Linked DNA regions of Homo sapiens: region 1 is linked to region 2. The links are chromatin loops, found by intact Hi-C in ENCODE. Cell type or tissue: IMR-90. All regions are shown on one strand. Each heading gives the region's core, and the rest is flanking DNA. Links, peaks and the distances in the headings are about the cores only.

What was found. Hi-C counts contacts between places; a loop is a spot of excess contacts. Peaks named below come from ENCODE experiments on the same cell type or tissue, not always from the same donor. Only the 100,000 strongest peaks of a DNase experiment are listed, where the experiment ranks them.
Region 1: it touches region 2 in a loop (8-fold over the local background); 6 of 110 quality-filtered maps call a loop at or near these places.

Annotation. Positions count from the first base shown.
Region 1 is chr17:43,516,576-43,525,267 of GRCh38, reverse strand. It overlaps DHX8 (DEAH-box helicase 8), which reads right to left. Exons shown (of 23, transcript NM_004941.3): 18 at 7,946-8,101; 19 at 5,001-5,138; 20 at 4,389-4,517; 21 at 3,703-3,899; 22 at 3,042-3,221; 23 at 1-1,640. The coding sequence ends at 1,421. Among named protein-coding and RNA genes, the nearest start is that of ETV4, 25 kb to the left of the region's middle. In IMR-90, for the core only: a CTCF peak has its summit at 4,512; DNase peaks (open chromatin) are centred at 4,497 and 7,447.
Region 2 is chr17:43,756,971-43,765,662 of GRCh38, reverse strand. It overlaps SOST (sclerostin), which reads left to right and starts at 6,872. Exons shown (of 2, transcript NM_025237.3): 1 at 6,872-7,141. The coding sequence starts at 6,922. RefSeq lists a silencer at 4,928-5,222. In IMR-90, for the core only: a CTCF peak has its summit at 5,096 (motif pointing right); a DNase peak (open chromatin) is centred at 5,082; H3K27me3 peaks cover 2,327 bases.

The DNA.
Region 1 (8,692 bases), core at 363-8,362, 240 kb after region 2:
CACTTCAGAACTTACTAATAACATAAGGACAGGAGAAGCAGCAACGTAACAGGATGTGCCCAATCTCTCAGAAGCTTCTCTACAAGCACTACATCCAGACCAGCTTTCCGTAAGTTCCGAAACCTGGCCTGGCAAGACCTGCCTGATGTTCCGCCAGGTAAGGAGCCTCCTCAGTGCAGAGGACAGTGGCTCTCAACTGTAATCCCAGCGCTTTGGGAGGCAGAGGCAGGAGGATTGCTTGACGCCAGGGATTGGAGAGCAGCCTGGGCAGCACAGTGGGAACCCATCTCTATGGGAAGAAAAAAAAAAAACCCTCCTCAGGAGCTGTGAGGAGGGCACAAGGAGGTGGCTATTCTCCAAGCAAGTGCTAGGAAAAAACCACTAAGAACAAGCCCTGCAGCACAGATACTGGCAGCACAAACCAGCTGAGAGGAGAGGTGTTATGTTTGTTTTCTGTTTGGAGTGGGGAAAGGGAGGTTTTGACCATAAAATCCCTTTGTTAAAGTCCATCCAGGACCTCAGGGGAAAAAAATAAAAACAAAATAAAATAAAAGCTGTGTTGTTACTTAGTATGTTTCAAAAGGAAATGGGACATGCTGCACATTGCGAATGTGGGAGGTGGAGGGAGCAAGGGGAAACCTTCTGTATTTAATATGTGCCATCTGTAGCCACTCAGGCCTCCAGACTGAAGTGCTCTGTGGAGAGGACATGGTTGATCATCGGGTGATCCCCCAGCACGGCCCGGCTAGTGCTGATGCTGAAAGACAAGGCTGGAAGTCTGGGTTGTACGTCGTTTCCGAGCGCAAAGAGGCCCTGCGTTCTGGTTTCAGGGGATTCAGGGGATTCTCATCATGTGTGCCAGAGCACAGATACTAAATCTCCCTCACCCTGAGCCCAGGCCAATATCCTAACCTTTCGGCTAAAAGAAAACAGTCACAGAAAACCATTTTTGTTTCCTTAAGAAAATAAATATTTCCACGAGGTCAAGCCAAAGTACAGGGGCTGGAGACGGGGTGGGAAGTGGGGCAAACACTTTAGATGAGCACAGTAGCTCCTGCTAGCTGGGGCATCAGGGCACTCACCATGTCCCTGCACAAGATGCTCACCCACTCCACCTTCCCATCCTGGAGCTGCACAAATTGTCCCTTTCTTGAAGTTGATGCAATGTGTCTCTGTGTTAGATATGAGCTCCCAACTGGGCCCAAGGACTTGGGGTGATGGAGGCTGCAGGCTCTTGCCAAAGCCAGGTTTAAATCCCTGTTTCTATTTTACCAGCAGGGAAGAAATGAGAGTCGAGTTGAGAAAATGCTCAGTTAAGACAGTCAGTCACGGGACAGCTGTATCCTCAGGACCAGCCTGTCATCGATAAGTCCAAGCCCTGGCTACTGCTGCTGGAGAGGCAAAGGAACAATCTTGCCTTTCAGCGCCGTCGGAAAGCTCGAGATATTCTCCAGGCATTGGGTTCCTCATAGCGGTTGTACAAGGGTTCAAGACGCTGTTGCTTCTTCTGTTTGCTTAGCTTAGTTGGGTCTGAGACCTTGAAGAAGGCTGGGGCAAACTCCACAAGCCACCGAGGGTCGATGGTGGTAACTTCACGCATGTATTCCTTGGTGGTGAGCACCAGCTCATGGTACACCACCCTGAGGGGGGACAGAGATAGTACTCAAGCCTCTGGATATAGGCCCCACTCTACAGTCAACCTGGTCCCTAGTAGGCCTCAGCTGAGCTTACATTTTATACTATTACCTCTCCTGCCTGACACCTATAAGACTGCAGTCTGTTTATGACAGCCACACCCCAATACTGAAGCACCCGCACACCTCTAACCACAAGAAAGGTCTCAGGAGAATGTATTCTAGTCCTGGCTCTGGCTCTAACTAGTTAAGTGACATGGAGCCAATCACATCCCTTCTCTAATCTGTTTCTTGCTCTATAAAATGTGAGGATGTTTATTAGAATGTTTCCACAGAATTCTAGGGCTCTGAAGAGGGGCCTCACACTGCCACAAGGGATGGAGAAGGCCAAACATGCAAGGAGCCACATTTCTAACCCTTCTACTGTGATAACATGGTGGTTTTAAATCAGTTTTATATTAGGGTTCTAGATAGAGTCCAATTTTTTAAAAATGCTACTTTAAAACAAGTTTTTTTTTTTAAACTACATCACTAGGTAGTTGTTTTTTTCTTTCTTTTTTTTTTTTTTTTTGGGACGGAGTCTCACTCTGTCTCCCAGGCTGGAGTACAATGGCACAATCTCAGCTCACTGCAACCTCTGCCTCCCGGGTTCAAGCTATTCTCATGTCTCAGCCTCCCAAGTAGCTGGGATTACAGGTGCCTGCCACCACGCCTGGCTAACTTTGTATTTTTAGTAGAGACATGGTTTCACTATGTTGGTCAGGTTGGCCTGGAATTCCTGACCTCTGGTGATCCACCTGCCTCGGCCTCCCAAAGTGCTGGGATTACAGACGTGAGCCACCATGCCTAGCCCCTAGGTAGTTGGTTTTTTTTTTTTTTTTTTTTTGAGATGGAGTTTCGCTCTTGTTGCCCAGGCTGGAGTGCAATGGGTGATTTCGGCTCACTGCAACCTCCACCTCCTGGGTTCAAGCGATTGTCCTGTCTCAGCCTCCCAAGTAGCTGGGATTACAGGCATGCGCCACCATACCTGGCTAATTTTGTATTTTTAGTAGAGACAGGGTTTCTCCATGTTGGTCAGGCTGGTCTTGAACTCCCGACCTCGGCTGATCTGCCCACCTCAGCCTCCCAAAGTGCTGGGATTACAGGCATGAGCCACTGTGCCTGGCCACTACGTAGTTTTTTAAACCACAATTTTTTTTTTCAACTAGGTCTCACCCCTATGATTTTAATTCTCTCATAGGGTTTGATACATTGTGCCTAATTCAGGTTTCTGCTGCTCTAGAAAGGCAAGCAGTGTTATACTAGGACATACTGGGAGTAGTGAAGACACAATCACAAAATACCAGGAAATTTACAGGTTTTTCTCTGCCCAGAAAAGCCCCTAGACCCTGGGACATGTCCACCTACCATTCTGGCTGTCTGTTGAAGAGGGCACTGGAAGGATGGATATAGACCACCTGCTGGTCGATCAGTGTCCGGTAACCCTCCTGCGGGTCTTTCTTGGCAGCATTACGGAAGAACCCACTGCAGATGGCCTTCTGCACTCGGACTGTGGACTTGCCACAGGAAACAACATCCAGCTTGTGTCTATCAAGATAGGACAAAAGATATGAGCCCACTCAGCTTTCACAGGTCTATTTTCACAATGACAGTGCCCAACACATCCATCTTGGGGTGCCCAGAGTAGTCACCAGGACCTTCCTTCCAGCCCTAAGTGTACTACAGAGGCAGCTCTACACAGTGGGCAGACGGAGGCACTCAGAGACAGACACTTTGTTTAGACAGGTATTCAATTCCACAGTAATAATGTTCCAGAGGGTTGCAAACAAAGAGCATTTTTTTCAACAACTAACAGATAATCTTCCTCTTAGGTATCTGAGGTAATTCTCAGGCATACCCTTACTTGGGGAGAAGGAATATAACAAAGATGGAAAAGCTGGAGGAAAAGGGTTATGTGAGGAGCAAGAGAAAAGGTGCCTATAGCTTTATAGGTACACACAGAGATGAAAAGACATGATACTCAAGGTGGTTCAACTCAAACATGCAGAGTCATCAGATTCCAGCTTACCTGTCCATTATGCCTAACATCTGCTTGCGAATGTCCTGGGCCCGGCGCAGGGAACGAGCCTGGATAAAGTTCTCATAGCACCATGGGTTGGAGAACTTGTTGTTCTTCCAGGAGTTGTACACAGCTAGCAGGGTGAGGTGGTCCCCTTCAGTCTGGTGGAATTTGGCCTTCTTCTGATCTGCAAGGGCTTGTTTATCCTGCCAAGCAGTGGGACAGAGGAACATTTCCGACTCAACAGCTACTAACTGAACATGGAGCAATTCTAGGGAGCCCTACAAGACCCTATCAAAAGTGTCCACATCAGGCTAGGCATGATGGCTCAGGCCTGTAATCCCAGCATTTTGGGAAACTGAGGCAAGAGGATCACTTGAGGCCAGGAGTTTGAGACCAGCCTGGCCAACATGGTGCAACCCTGTCTCTACTAAAAATACAAAAATTAGCAGCACACGGTGGCGCACGCCTGTAATCCCAGCTGCTCTGGAGGCTGAGGCAGGAGAACTGCTTGAACCCGGGAGGTAGAGATTGCAAGATCATTCCACTGCACTCCAGCCTGGGCAACAGAGTGAGACTCCATCTCAAAAAAAAAAAAAAAAAAAAAAAAGTCCACATCAAGCATTGGAATGGCAACAGGCCAACTACCCCAACTTCATGGCACCCCCATCTAAACTTGGATCTGAACTTCCTACCTTGGGCCTATAGAAGACGTTCTGCACAGACAGCATGGATACAATGGTCAGCATTTCCTCACTGCAGCCCAGATGCACAGACATGATGAGCATTTTGCATAGCATTGGCTCCAGAGGGAACTCTGCCATCTAGAGGGACAAAAAAAGACTACAACTGCTTCCCTGTGGAAGACACATTTGGATTCACCAGAGCAAGACCTTGGTCAGAGTGGGTAACAACACAGATTTTCCCAAAGCATAATGATGCCTTGGGATGCCTTTCTCTATCAGAAGAATGCTGTTGTTTATTCTTTTCCCAAATAAACTCCAACGGGATGTATGTGACCAAGCATATAACTACTGTTGGGGTAGATGAGAATTTTGCAGATGCCGTTTCTAATTAAGGCTACATTCAGTAATACATCCTCAGGCAAAATTATGAACAGAACACCTTTTTGTATAAAGAAGAAACAGTTTAAAGTGACAGTGGAGAAATTCAGGTTAAAAACAAACATTTAGAATTTTACTCAAAGCTTATCCACGGCCTCAGCCTGATTTTGTACAGACCGAAGGATGTGAAAGGCTGACCAGGGAATCTTCCCAAAAGCACAGGAAGTTGAGTCTGTCCCTTACCCGGCGGCCCAAGCGAGTGAGCAGGCCCTCGTCATCCAGGGCCCCCAGTGTGTACAGCTGCTCCATGGCTGTGATCAAAGTTTCCATAGGTGGGGCATCCATGAAATCAAAGGACAGCAGATCATTGATACCCATGGCCTAGAACAGAAAGGAAGAAGGCATGTGATAAGAGGGTCAGTCTAGCCAGTGTCAGCATGTGGGGAAGCTACTTGTTACTTTATTTCCCATTTCTTCAATTGCAATTAGGAAGCCACCGGTGAGACTGGCGGTAACTTCCAGGGCTGGGCCACATAAAACTCAGACTATTATAATAGAAAGCACATACTTGAGACAGAGTCTCACTCTGTCACCCAGGCTGGAGTGCAGTGGCCCAATCTCAGCTCACTGCAACCTCCACCTCCTACGTTCAAGCGATTCTTCTGCCTCAGCATCCCAAGTAGCTGGGATTATAGGCACCCGCCATCATGCCCAGCTAATTTTTGTATTTTCAGTAGAGATGGCGTTTTACCATGTTGGCTGGGCTGGTCTTGAACTCCTGACCTCAAGTGATCCGCCTGCCTCGGCCTCCCAAAGGAAAGCACATAATTTCTCAGGAAACTTTTTGAAAATATTCTCTCAGTTGGGCATGGTGGCTCACACCTGTAATCTCAGCAGTTTGGGAGGCCAAGGAGGGAGAATCGCTTGAGTCCGGGAGTTGAGACCAGCCTAGGCAACATGATAAAACGTCTTCCAAGAAAAAAAAAAACAAAAAACCCTAACACTCTCTCAAAATGACAATATGTACAACTCAACAGCAAAAGGACAAACAACTCAATTTAAAAAATAGGCACAGAGCTTGAATAGACATTTCTTCAAAGAAGATATACAAATGGCCAACAAGCACATAAAAAGATGCACAGATGCACAACATCAGTAGTAATTAGGGAAATGCAAATCAAAACTACAATGAAATATCACTTCATACCCACTAGGATGGCTATAATTTTTTTAAAAAACAGAAACTAACAAATGTCAGTGAGGACGGGAGGTATCAGAAACCTCATGCATTGCTGGTGGGAATGTAAGATGTTGCAGCCACTGTAGAAAAGTTTGGTGGTTCCTTAATAGGCTAAATACAGAATTAGCACATGACCCAGCAATTACACTTCTAGGTATATATCCAAAAGAACTGAAAGCAGACTCAAACAGATACCTGCACACTAATGTTCACAGCAGCATTATTGATAATAGCCAAAAGGTAGAAACAATCCAAATGTCCATCTGCTGATGAATGGATAAACAAAATGTGGTATATACATACAACAGAATACTATTCACCCTTAGAAAGGAATGAAATAAATGGATAAACCTTGAAAATAACATGAATAAATCTTGAAAACATTATTCTAAGAGAAACAGGTCAGATACAAAAGAATATTGTATGATTCCACTTAAATGAGGCTATCTAGAATAGACAAATTCAGAGAGGTAAAAAGTAGAAGAGTAGTTACCAAGGGATAGAGGAAGGGGGAAAGGGGAGTTACTGTTTAATGGGTACAGAGTTTCTGTTTGGGACAATGAAAAAGTTCTGGAAATGGATGTTGGTGATGGTTGTACAACATCTTGAATGTATTTAATGCCACTGAATTGTATACTTTAAAAAGCTTACAATAGTAAATGTTGTTATGTATTTTACAATAATAATAATAATAATATAGTCTACCAACTTGTCCTGTCTCTTGCATACATCATTTCTACTATATATCTATGAGGGATCTCATACCATGTTAGGTGGGAGGGATATAAAGATGGCCAGGATATGGCCCCTGCTTTCAGAGAGTTCACACTGGGTAAAAACTATGTTCACAAAACCACCACAGTGCAATCTACATGCCTGGCATGTAGCATGTGTTCAATACATTAGCTAATTCGATGAATAAAAGAAACGACTGAATGATGCACGATTCAAGTGTATATAAAGTGTGATGTGGTAGGACCTAAGCTTTCTATTTCTTTCTCATAAAGTGATTGTGACCATAAACACAGCAGGTGTTCAATAAATGTTTATTGTGTGAATAATAACTATGATGAATTATGTTAGCAATCATCAAGCACTGTGCCAAGTGCCTTTACCTACATTATCTCACTTATCTTTCCAACAAATACTATTAACAGCCCCTTTTTCAGAGCAGAACACAGAGCAGAGGGCAAAGTAAATAAACTTGCCCAAAGTCGCAGTTTGGAGCTGAAGTCCAAGCCACAGATGCCTCTCTGTTGGCACTTCAGAGACTGGAGTAGGTTTCTTTTTTCTTTCCAAAGCTCTGTTTTAGCCTCTTTGACAGGGAATAAATAATAAATGACAACAGAGCACTCTGCACCAGAAAGTACCAGGGCTCCAGGGTAGCATCAGTGTCGGGGGAAACGCCATCAGCTGGGAAATTACTCATACAGCTCCTCCTGCCAAAAGAGAATGAAGTCCTCACTGGGGACTGAGAGAGGAAGAACAATGATTCAGAATGAAAACCAAGCCCCTGAGAGCCAGTCTGAAATCTGTACTGACAGTTCCCTTGCAAAGTTTTTGAACAGGGGGTTTTCTCTCGTTCTAAAAGAACAGAATTGGATCTGAGCGCTAAAGTGGTTGAGGTTAGGTGTGTGTGTCCACAGTTTGGCATTGATTATATTTTTCTAATTTCCTTTTAGAAAATGCTCCTAACTAGAACCTTTTACAACCTAATATCCTGCTGGTTGTTATGGTAAGAAAAAATGTGTGTTCACAGCAGACATGCCAACTTAGCCCCAGACCTGCCGTGAGAGGCTGTTATCACAGCCATTTGCATTTCACTCAAAGGGACTGCTTTCATGAGGTTACTAAAGTATTTAACAAGGTTCATAAAACTGAAATTCATTTATGAAGGCCAGGATTGGACTGTTCCACCAACCCATTTTAACAAGACAGTGATTTCTACCTTGAGTGACAGCACTGTGCTTGCTAAGTTGGTTCTCTGGATTTCCGGCACGTTGGTGGTCAGCATTTCATCTCGGTAGGCACGTTCTGTGTACAACCTGTAACACTTCCCTGGGCCTGTTCTCCCAGCTCTGCCAGCTCGTTGCTTTGCCTGAGCCTAGAGGGGTGGGCATATAAAAGCAACATATCTGTTAAACACTGCTTAACAGCTTTACCCAGGATATCTGTTAAAAGGGGGACAATTAACAACTGGCAAAATCAGAAATGGGGTTGATTTCACTTCCTTTGGGACCATTTCCAAGACTACCAATGCTCTTATCTTCCCCTCTCCATACTCAGCACTTCGGGGAAGTTTGTTCGAGGGAGGCAATACAAGCAGGGTTAATGGAAGAAATATTATACAGATCTGAGACATATATCTTCAAAATAGTGTGGCGCAATATAAAAGAGAAAGCATAAAACAAGATGACAGAACACCATCCCCACAGTTATGACCAAAAATGTAAGTGAAATAAACATATTACGTCAATCATCCCAATGATGACTCTGCAGTCATTTTAAAAATTATGTTTGCAGGCCAAGCGTCGTGGCTTATGCCTATAATCCCAGCACTTTGGGAGGCCAAGGTGGGCAGATTGCATGAGCCCAGGAGTTCGAGATCAGCCAGGGCAATATGTTGAAACTTCATCTCTACAAAAAATACAAAAATTAGCTTGGTGTGGTGGCTCACGCCTGTAGTCCCAGTATT
Region 2 (8,692 bases), core at 285-8,284:
GTTGCCTTTTCCTCCCAGACAGAAGTCTGGGCAGAGAAAGCCTCTCGAGGTTCCCATTCCCTCTATCACATGAAGCAATTGGACTCGCTTCCTGTTTGTCAAGACTCTGACAATGTAATCTTTATGGTTCTACACAAAATCTTAAGGCAGAGCACTAAAATATAAAACAGGTAAAAGTTTTTAAGTATAATTTTTAAAAAATTTTTCATTAAAAATAATACTATATGTACATAGTAATACACTTAAACAATGCAAAAGGCTTATACGGAAAAGTGAGTCACTTGCTCCTTCAATCTGTCTCCCCATAAGCATCATATCCTTAAAGGAAAATGTCAAGCATATATAAGCACACATATGTGCATACGTGTGTATATACAGAGATATCTCTGCTTTGTTGTTTGTTTTGCTTAGCTTATATTATGGTTATTGTTTTTATTGTTCTACCCCCTTCATCTTAACAGCTACATAGCATTCCATTGTGTATGGATGTGTAAATAAAGACAAGGTGATTTGGACATCCCTCAATGCAGGGTACTGCCTAAAAGCAGAAGTTTGCCCTCCTAATCCAGATATTTCCTTTTTACCACCTACAAGTGGGAGCAAAATCTGTTTTAAAATGCAGCCAATAAGGAGAATCCTCAGTTTCCATTAATTAGAGATAGGGGCCTCCTCCAGAACCAAGTAGAGAATGAAACCGGATGACCTTTGAGAGTCCTTCCAGATCAAAGATTCTATGATCCCAAGGAGTCAAAGGAGCATAATATACTTTCCAAATTTGGCCTGTCATTCAAAGTCTGGTCCAAATGCCACATCTTACCATAAGGATCCCAGATCCTCCCCAGGGGAAAGAGATTGTTCTCTCCTTTGAAGGCCCATAAGAAAATTGTCCTTTTGAAAAAATGCATCTGGTGAGGATGTGGAACAACAGGAACTCTTTGTTTCAGTGGGGAATGCAAAATGGTACAGCCACTTTGGAGGACAGTTTGCAGTTTAGTTTCTTGCAAAACTACACATACTTTTATTGCACAATCCAGCAGTCATGCTCCTTGGTATTTATTCAAATGATTTGAAAACTTAACGTTCGTATAAAAACCTGCACACAGCTGGGCATGGTGGCTCATGCCTGTAATCCCAGCACTTTGGGAGGCTGAGGTGGGCAGATCACTTGAGGTTAGGAGTTTGAGACCATACTGGCCAACATGGGGAAACCCCTTCTCTACTAAAAATACAAAAATTAGCCAGGTGTGGTGGTGCTCACCTGTAATCCCACCTACTCGGGAGGCTGAGCCAGGAGAATCACTTGAACCCAGGAGGCGGAGGTTGCAGTGAGCTGAGATCACGGCACTGCACCCCAGCCTGGGAGACAGAGTAAGACTCCGTCTTAAGACAAAACAAAACAAAAAACCTGTACAAAATGTTTATACCACCTCTATTAATAATTGCCAGAGCTTGAAAGCAACCAAGATGTCCTTCAGTAGATGACAGTAGGTGACTAGATAAACCGTGATACATCAAGACGATGGAGTATTACTCAGTGCTAAAAAAAAAAAATAAGCTGTTCATGCCATGAAAAGACATGGAGGAACCCCAAATGAATATTACTAACTGAAAGAAGCCAATCTGAAAAGACTATGTATGGGTATATTCCAACTCTATATGACATCCTGGAAAAGGCAAAAATAAAGGTACAGTAAAAAGATCAGTGGTTGCCAGGGGTTGGGGAAAGTCGGGGAGGGATGAATAGGCAGAGCAGATAGTTTTTTTGGACAATGAAAATACTGCCCATCTGTATGATACTATAATGGTAGATGTATGTCATTATACATTTGTCCAAAGCCATAGGATGTACAACACTAGTGCTGTGATGTAAACCATGGACTTCAGGTGATAATGATGTGTCATGTAGGCTCATCAATCATAGCAAATGCACCACTCTGGTGGCGGGATGTTGATAACGGGGGCAGCTGTACATGTGTGGGCACAGGACATAAATGAGAAATCTCTGTACCATCCACTCAGTTTTGCTGTGAACCTAAAAGTGCTCCAGAAAAAAAATAAAGTTTTTTTTAGAAAAAAGCATCTGAACCTTTTTTTCAGTGGCATTGATCACCTTCCATCTGGTAGTGGAGTTGTTTGGATGCGGAAATTATTTCTTCCATGGTATGCGAGCTCCTGGAGAGGGAGTGCGTGTCCCCCTTGCTTTATTAAACGTTTGGCGAGTGAACATCGGAAGAAGCAACTCGACAGAAACAAAAGCTGGTAAATAATCACATGGAAAAGCAGCTTTTCTGGAAATTAAGTTTCAACTGTTAAATTCAATGTTTAAAAAAATCGGCTGGGTGCGGTGGCTCCCGCCTGCAATCCCAGCACTTTATGGGATTGTGGGAACACCTGATGTCAGGAGTTCAAGACCAGCCTGGCCGACATGGCGAAACCCCATCTCTACAAAACAAATAAAAAAAATGCAAAAATTAGCTGGGTGTGGTGGCGGGAGTCTGTAGTCCTAGCTACTCGGGAGGCTGAGGCAGGAGAACTGCTTGAACCCAGGAGGTGGAGGTTATATGAGCCAAGATCACACCACTGCACTCCCGCCTGGGTGACAGAGCGAGACTCTGTCTCAAAAAAAAAAAAAAAAAAAAAAAAAAAAATCAACATCCCAAACCCAGTGTTGACAGTCTTATTTATGGGTTGAACTGCATTCCTCCCAAATGCATATATTGAAGTCCTAAGTCACAGTACCTGAGAATGTGACCTTATTTGGAAATAGGGCTATTACAGATGTAACTCGTTAAGATGAGGTCATTAGGCTGGGCCTAATCTAATATGCCTGACCTCCTTAGAAAAAAGGGAAAATTCGAACACAGAGAGAACACCATGTGAAGATGAAGGCAGGGATTGGGGGTGACACTTCTGCAAGCCAGTGAATGCCACAGCTTGTCAGCAGCCAGCAGAAGGCAGGTAAAAGGCCTTCCTCGCTGTCCTCGAAGGAACCAACTCTGCCAATGTCTTGAACTTGCACTCCTAACCTCCAGCTCTGTGAGACGACTTCTGTTGTTTATGCCACCCAATTTGTGGTACTTAGTTACGGCAGCCTCATCAAAGTACCACCTATGGGAGCCTCTATTTTGCAGGTGAGGGCGGGGACTGGGCTTTTTCTGGAAAACAGCCCTGCAATACCCTCATCAGACCACCAAACTCTTCACACTCCCTCAGACACAGCATTCACTTCCAGAAATAACTCTAAAGTTTTGTTTTGTTTTTTTAAACTTTGTGGAATACTACTCAGCCAAAAAAAAAAAAAAGAAAAGAAAAAGGAACATGTTACTGATATGTACAACTTGGATAATGGAAATAATGCTGAGTGAAAAAAAAATCCCCAAAGGCTACATACTAATTGATTCCATTTATATAACCTTTTTTTTTTTTTTTGAGACAGTCTCACTCTGTCACCCAGGCTGGAGCACAGTGGCGCGATCTCAGCTCACTGCAACTTCCGCCTCCTGAGTTCAAGCGATTCTCTTGCCTTAGCTTCCCAAGTAGCTGGGATTACAGGTGCGTGCCACCATGCCCAGCTAATTTTTGTATTTTTAGTAGAGACAGGGTTTCGCCATGTTGGCCAGGCTGGTCTCGAACTCCTGACCTCAAGTGATCTGCCTGCCTTGGCTTCCCAAAGTGCTGGGATTACATGAGTGAGCCACCGCACCTGGCCGCATTTATGTAACAATTTTGAAGTGAAAAAAAAAAATGACAGAAATGGAGATTAGATGAGTAGTTGCCAGGGGTTAGTTGTGGGAGGGAGGGAAAAGGAGGGAAGGAGGTGGGCAACAGGAGAAAGACTTGTGGTCACAGAGCTGTGCTTTATCTTGACTGTGGTGGATCCCCAAATTTACCCGTGACAAGATTGCATAGAACTAAGTATACACACACGTGAATGCGTGTGCACGCACACAGTAGAGGTTAAACCACGGGAGATGTGGGTAAGATTGGTAAATTGTGTCAATATCAATATCCTAGTTGTGATATTGTCCTATAGTTTCGCAAGGTGTTATTGTTGTGGGAAACTGGATAAAGGATACACGGAGTCTGCATTTTCTTTTTTTTATTTTTATTTTTTGAGACGGGGTCTCACTCTGTCATCCAGGCTGGAGTGCAGTGGCCCAAGTATGGCTCACTGCAGCCTCGACCTCAACCTCAAGTGAACCTCCCACCTCAGCCTCCCAAGTAGCTAAGACCACAGGCGTGCGACCCCATGCCCAGCTAATTTTTAAATTTTTTGTAGAGACTAGGCCTCACCATGTTGCCCAGGCTTTTATTTCTTATAAGTATATTTAAATTTATAATTATATCCACATTTTAAAATTTTAATTTAAAAAATTACTCTGAGGCCGGGCATTGTGGCTCATGCCTCTAATCCCCAGCACCTTGGGAGGCCGAGTTGGGCAGATCACCCGAGGTCAGAAGTTCGAGACCAGCCTGAGTAACATGGAGAAACCCCCGTCTCTACTAAAAATACAAAATTGGCCGGGCGTGGTGGTGCATTCCTGTAATCCCAGCTACTCGGGAGGCTGAGGCAGGAGAATTGCTTGAACCCAGGAGGTGGAGGTTGCAGTGAGCCAAGATTGTGCCACTGCACTGCAGCCTGGGCCACAGAGAGAATCTGCCAAAAAAAGAAAAAAAAAAAAATTTCAGCCGTACAAGGATGTTCATAGCAACCCTGCTGGAAATAGGAAAAAAAATTGGAAATAACCTAAACTACTCACAATAGGAATCAGCTAAAACCCTGGGGGTTTAATTCCAGGGAGTACTGTGAACAATGACAAGTTTGTGGACTGAGTAAAAATAAACAGCTGTCAATGACTTAACATTAAATGAAACAGCAGAAGATGTCACAGCAGGTTCTCGCTGAGCCATTCAGAGGGGTGTGGATCATTTAGAGGTTCAAGTCCACTGGATTCTTCTTTTTCCTTTTAATATTACTTCACTTCCAAATAAGGAAAGGAAAGGAAAGGAAATCACGTCCAGTCCTGAGACTTGCCATCCTGCAGTCACCCCTCCTTTTGTCTCCAGCAGGTGGCAGACGCGTTCCAGGGATGAATCCCACTGCCTCTGTTTAATGCAGACGGTCCAGCCGCTCCCAACAGCAGGTGGGGCTATAAGCATCCATCCTACCTGCTCAAGGAACCCAGGCATCAGAACTGCTCTCTCCCAAGTCCATTGCAAGAAGGCAGTCGTCTGGTCATGAGAGGGTTAACAGTCCACATTCCAGAGCAAGGGAAAAGGAGGCTGGAGGGTCATAGACAAGGGGAGGTGGCGCGGAGGGCCAGCTTCTCACAACACTACCGGCTCTGCTGGGAGAGATAGATCACCCCCAACAATGGCCACAGCTGTTTTCATCTGCCCTGAAGGAAACTGACTTAGGAAGCAGGTATCAGAGAGGGCCCTTCCTGAGGGGGCTTCTGTCTGGCTTGTAAAACTGTCAGAGCAGCTGCATTCATGTGTCGGATGATGGATGATGGAAAGGAGGACAGTCGGCTGCAGATGGACACAGCGACTTGCAAGTTGAGGCAGGTGGCAAAGGACTTGCAGAGGCTCTGCAGGTGGGGCATGCTGATTCATTGCCCAGTTAAAATACCAGAGGATCTGGGCAGCCTCTTCACAGGAGCTGCTTGTCCTCAAACAATCTGTCTTCAATGAAAGATTCCTCTGGCCTTCCTTTCTCTTCTTGCACCTCAGGTGTGAATCCTTCTCCCCCACGCCTCTACCTGCCCCCCCGCCCCCCGCCCCGGCCCTGTGTGGCTCATTATATGCAGGGCCAAGGCAGCATTTTCTCTTAGCTTCTTTGTGACCACTTGGTCCTGGGATGGCTTCATGGAACACATCCTGTGGTGTGCACCAATGAAGCTTTCCATACAGGACTCAAAACTGTTTTTGAAAAATGTAACCAGCTGGAAGACAAGAAAATAAAATGTCAGCACTAAAAACGCTGGCTGTGGCTTTTGCTAAGGAAAGGAATTTGGTGTTGTCTTCTCACACACACAGACTGGTTGGGGAAATGACTGTCTTCAGCACATCACCCTGCGAGCCACAGTGAGTGCCCTGGCTCAGAAGTGCCTGTCACAGTGCACAGGATCCCTGAGGAGCATGAGCTGGGATTTCCTCTGTGCTGTCCACCACAGGAGCCTGAGTGACCAGCGCATCCTCGATTTGTAACCAGAATCCTGCCCTCTCTCCCAAGCGGGCACCCTTGCTCTGACCCTCTAGTTCTCTCTCTTGCCTTCCAGAGAATACCAAGAGAGGCTTTCTTGGTTAGGACAATGAATGCTGAGACTTGTGGAGTTGGGACCAATGGGATTTCTTTAAAAGCATCTTTTTGCCTCTGGCTGGGTCTATGGGGGTCAAACAGAAACGCCTTGGGCCATTTGTTGGTGGGGTGACAAATGAACTTGGCCTGAGAAATGGAATAGGCCGGGCTCAGCCCCGCGAAGCACTCAGAACTGCACATTTTCTTTGTTGAGCGGGTCCACAGTTTGTTTTGAGAATGCCCGAGGGCCCAGGGAGACAGACAATTAAAAGCCGGAGCTCATTTTGATATCTGAAAACCACAGCCGCCAGCACGTGGGAGGTGCCGGAGAGCAGGCTTGGGCCTTGCCTCACACGCCCCCTCTCTCTGGGTCACCTGGGAGTGCCAGCAGCAATTTGGAAGTTTGCTGAGCTAGAGGAGAAGTCTTTGGGGAGGGTTTGCTCTGAGCACACCCCTTTCCCTCCCTCCGGGGCTGAGGGAAACATGGGACCAGCCCTGCCCCAGCCTGTCCTCATTGGCTGGCATGAAGCAGAGAGGGGCTTTAAAAAGGCGACCGTGTCTCGGCTGGAGACCAGAGCCTGTGCTACTGGAAGGTGGCGTGCCCTCCTCTGGCTGGTACCATGCAGCTCCCACTGGCCCTGTGTCTCGTCTGCCTGCTGGTACACACAGCCTTCCGTGTAGTGGAGGGCCAGGGGTGGCAGGCGTTCAAGAATGATGCCACGGAAATCATCCCCGAGCTCGGAGAGTACCCCGAGCCTCCACCGGAGCTGGAGAACAACAAGACCATGAACCGGGCGGAGAACGGAGGGCGGCCTCCCCACCACCCCTTTGAGACCAAAGGTATGGGGTGGAGGAGAGAATTCTTAGTAAAAGATCCTGGGGAGGTTTTAGAAACTTCTCTTTGGGAGGCTTGGAAGACTGGGGTAGACCCAGTGAAGATTGCTGGCCTCTGCCAGCACTGGTCGAGGAACAGTCTTGCCTGGAGGTGGGGGAAGAATGGCTCGCTGGTGCAGCCTTCAAATTCAGGTGCAGAGGCATGAGGCAACAGACGCTGGTGAGAGCCCAGGGCAGGGAGGACGCTGGGGTGGTGAGGGTATGGCATCAGGGCATCAGAACAGGCTCAGGGGCTCAGAAAAGAAAAGGTTTCAAAGAATCTCCTCCTGGGAATATAGGAGCCACGTCCAGCTGCTGGTACCACTGGGAAGGGAACAAGGTAAGGGAGCCTCCCATCCACAGAACAGCACCTGTGGGGCACCGGACACTCTATGCTGGTGGTGGCTGTCCCCACCACACAGACCCACATCATGGAATCCCCAGGAGGTGAACCCCCAGCTCGAAGGGGAAGAAACAGGTTCCAGGCACTCAGTAACTTGGTAGTGAGAAGAGCTGAGGTGTGAACCTGGTTTGATCCAACTGCAAGATAGCCCTGGTGTGTGGGGGGGTGTGGGGGACAGATCTCCACAAAGCAGTGGGGAGGAAGGCCAGAGAGGCACCCCTGCAGTGTGCATTGCCCACGGCCTGCCCAGGGAGCTGGCACTTGAAGGAATGGGAGTTTTCGGCACAGTTTTAGCCCCTGACATGGGTGCAGCTGAGTCCAGGCCCTGGAGGGGAGAGCAGCATCCTCTGTGCAGGAGTAGGGACATCTGTCCTCAGCAGCCACCCCAGTCCCAACCTTGCCTCATTCCAGGGGAGGGAGAAGGAAGAGGAACCCTGGGTTCCTGGTCAGGCCTGCACAGAGAAGCCCAGGTGACAGTGTGCATCTGGCTCTATAATTGGCAGGAATCCTGAGGCCATGGGGGCGTCTGAAATGACACTTCAGACTAAGAGCTTCCCTGTCCTCTGGCCATTATCCAGGTGGCAGAGAAGTCCACTGCCCAGGCTCCTGGACCCCAGCCCTCCCCGCCTCACAACCTGTTGGGACTATGGGGTGCTAAAAAGGGCAACTGCATGGGAGGCCAGCCAGGACCCTCCGTCTTCAAAATGGAGGACAAGGGCGCCTCCCCCCACAGCTCCCCTTCTAGGCAAGGTCAGCTGGGCTCCAGCGACTGCCTGAAGGGCTGTAAGGAACCCAAACACAAAATGTCCACCTTGCTGGACTCCCACGAGAGGCCACAGCCCCTGAGGAAGCCACATGCTCAAAACAAAGTCATGATCTGCAGAGGAAGTGCCTGGCCTAGGGGCGCTATTCTCGAAAAGCCGCAAAATGCCCCCTTCCCTGGGCAAATGCCCCCCTGACCACACACACATTCCAGCCCTGCAGAGGTGAGGATGCAAACCAGCCCACAGACCAGAAAGCAGCCCCAGACGATGGCAGTGGCCACATCTCCCCTGCTGTGCTTGCTCTTCAGAGTGGGGGTGGGGGGTGGCCTTCTCTGTCCCCTCTCTGGTTTG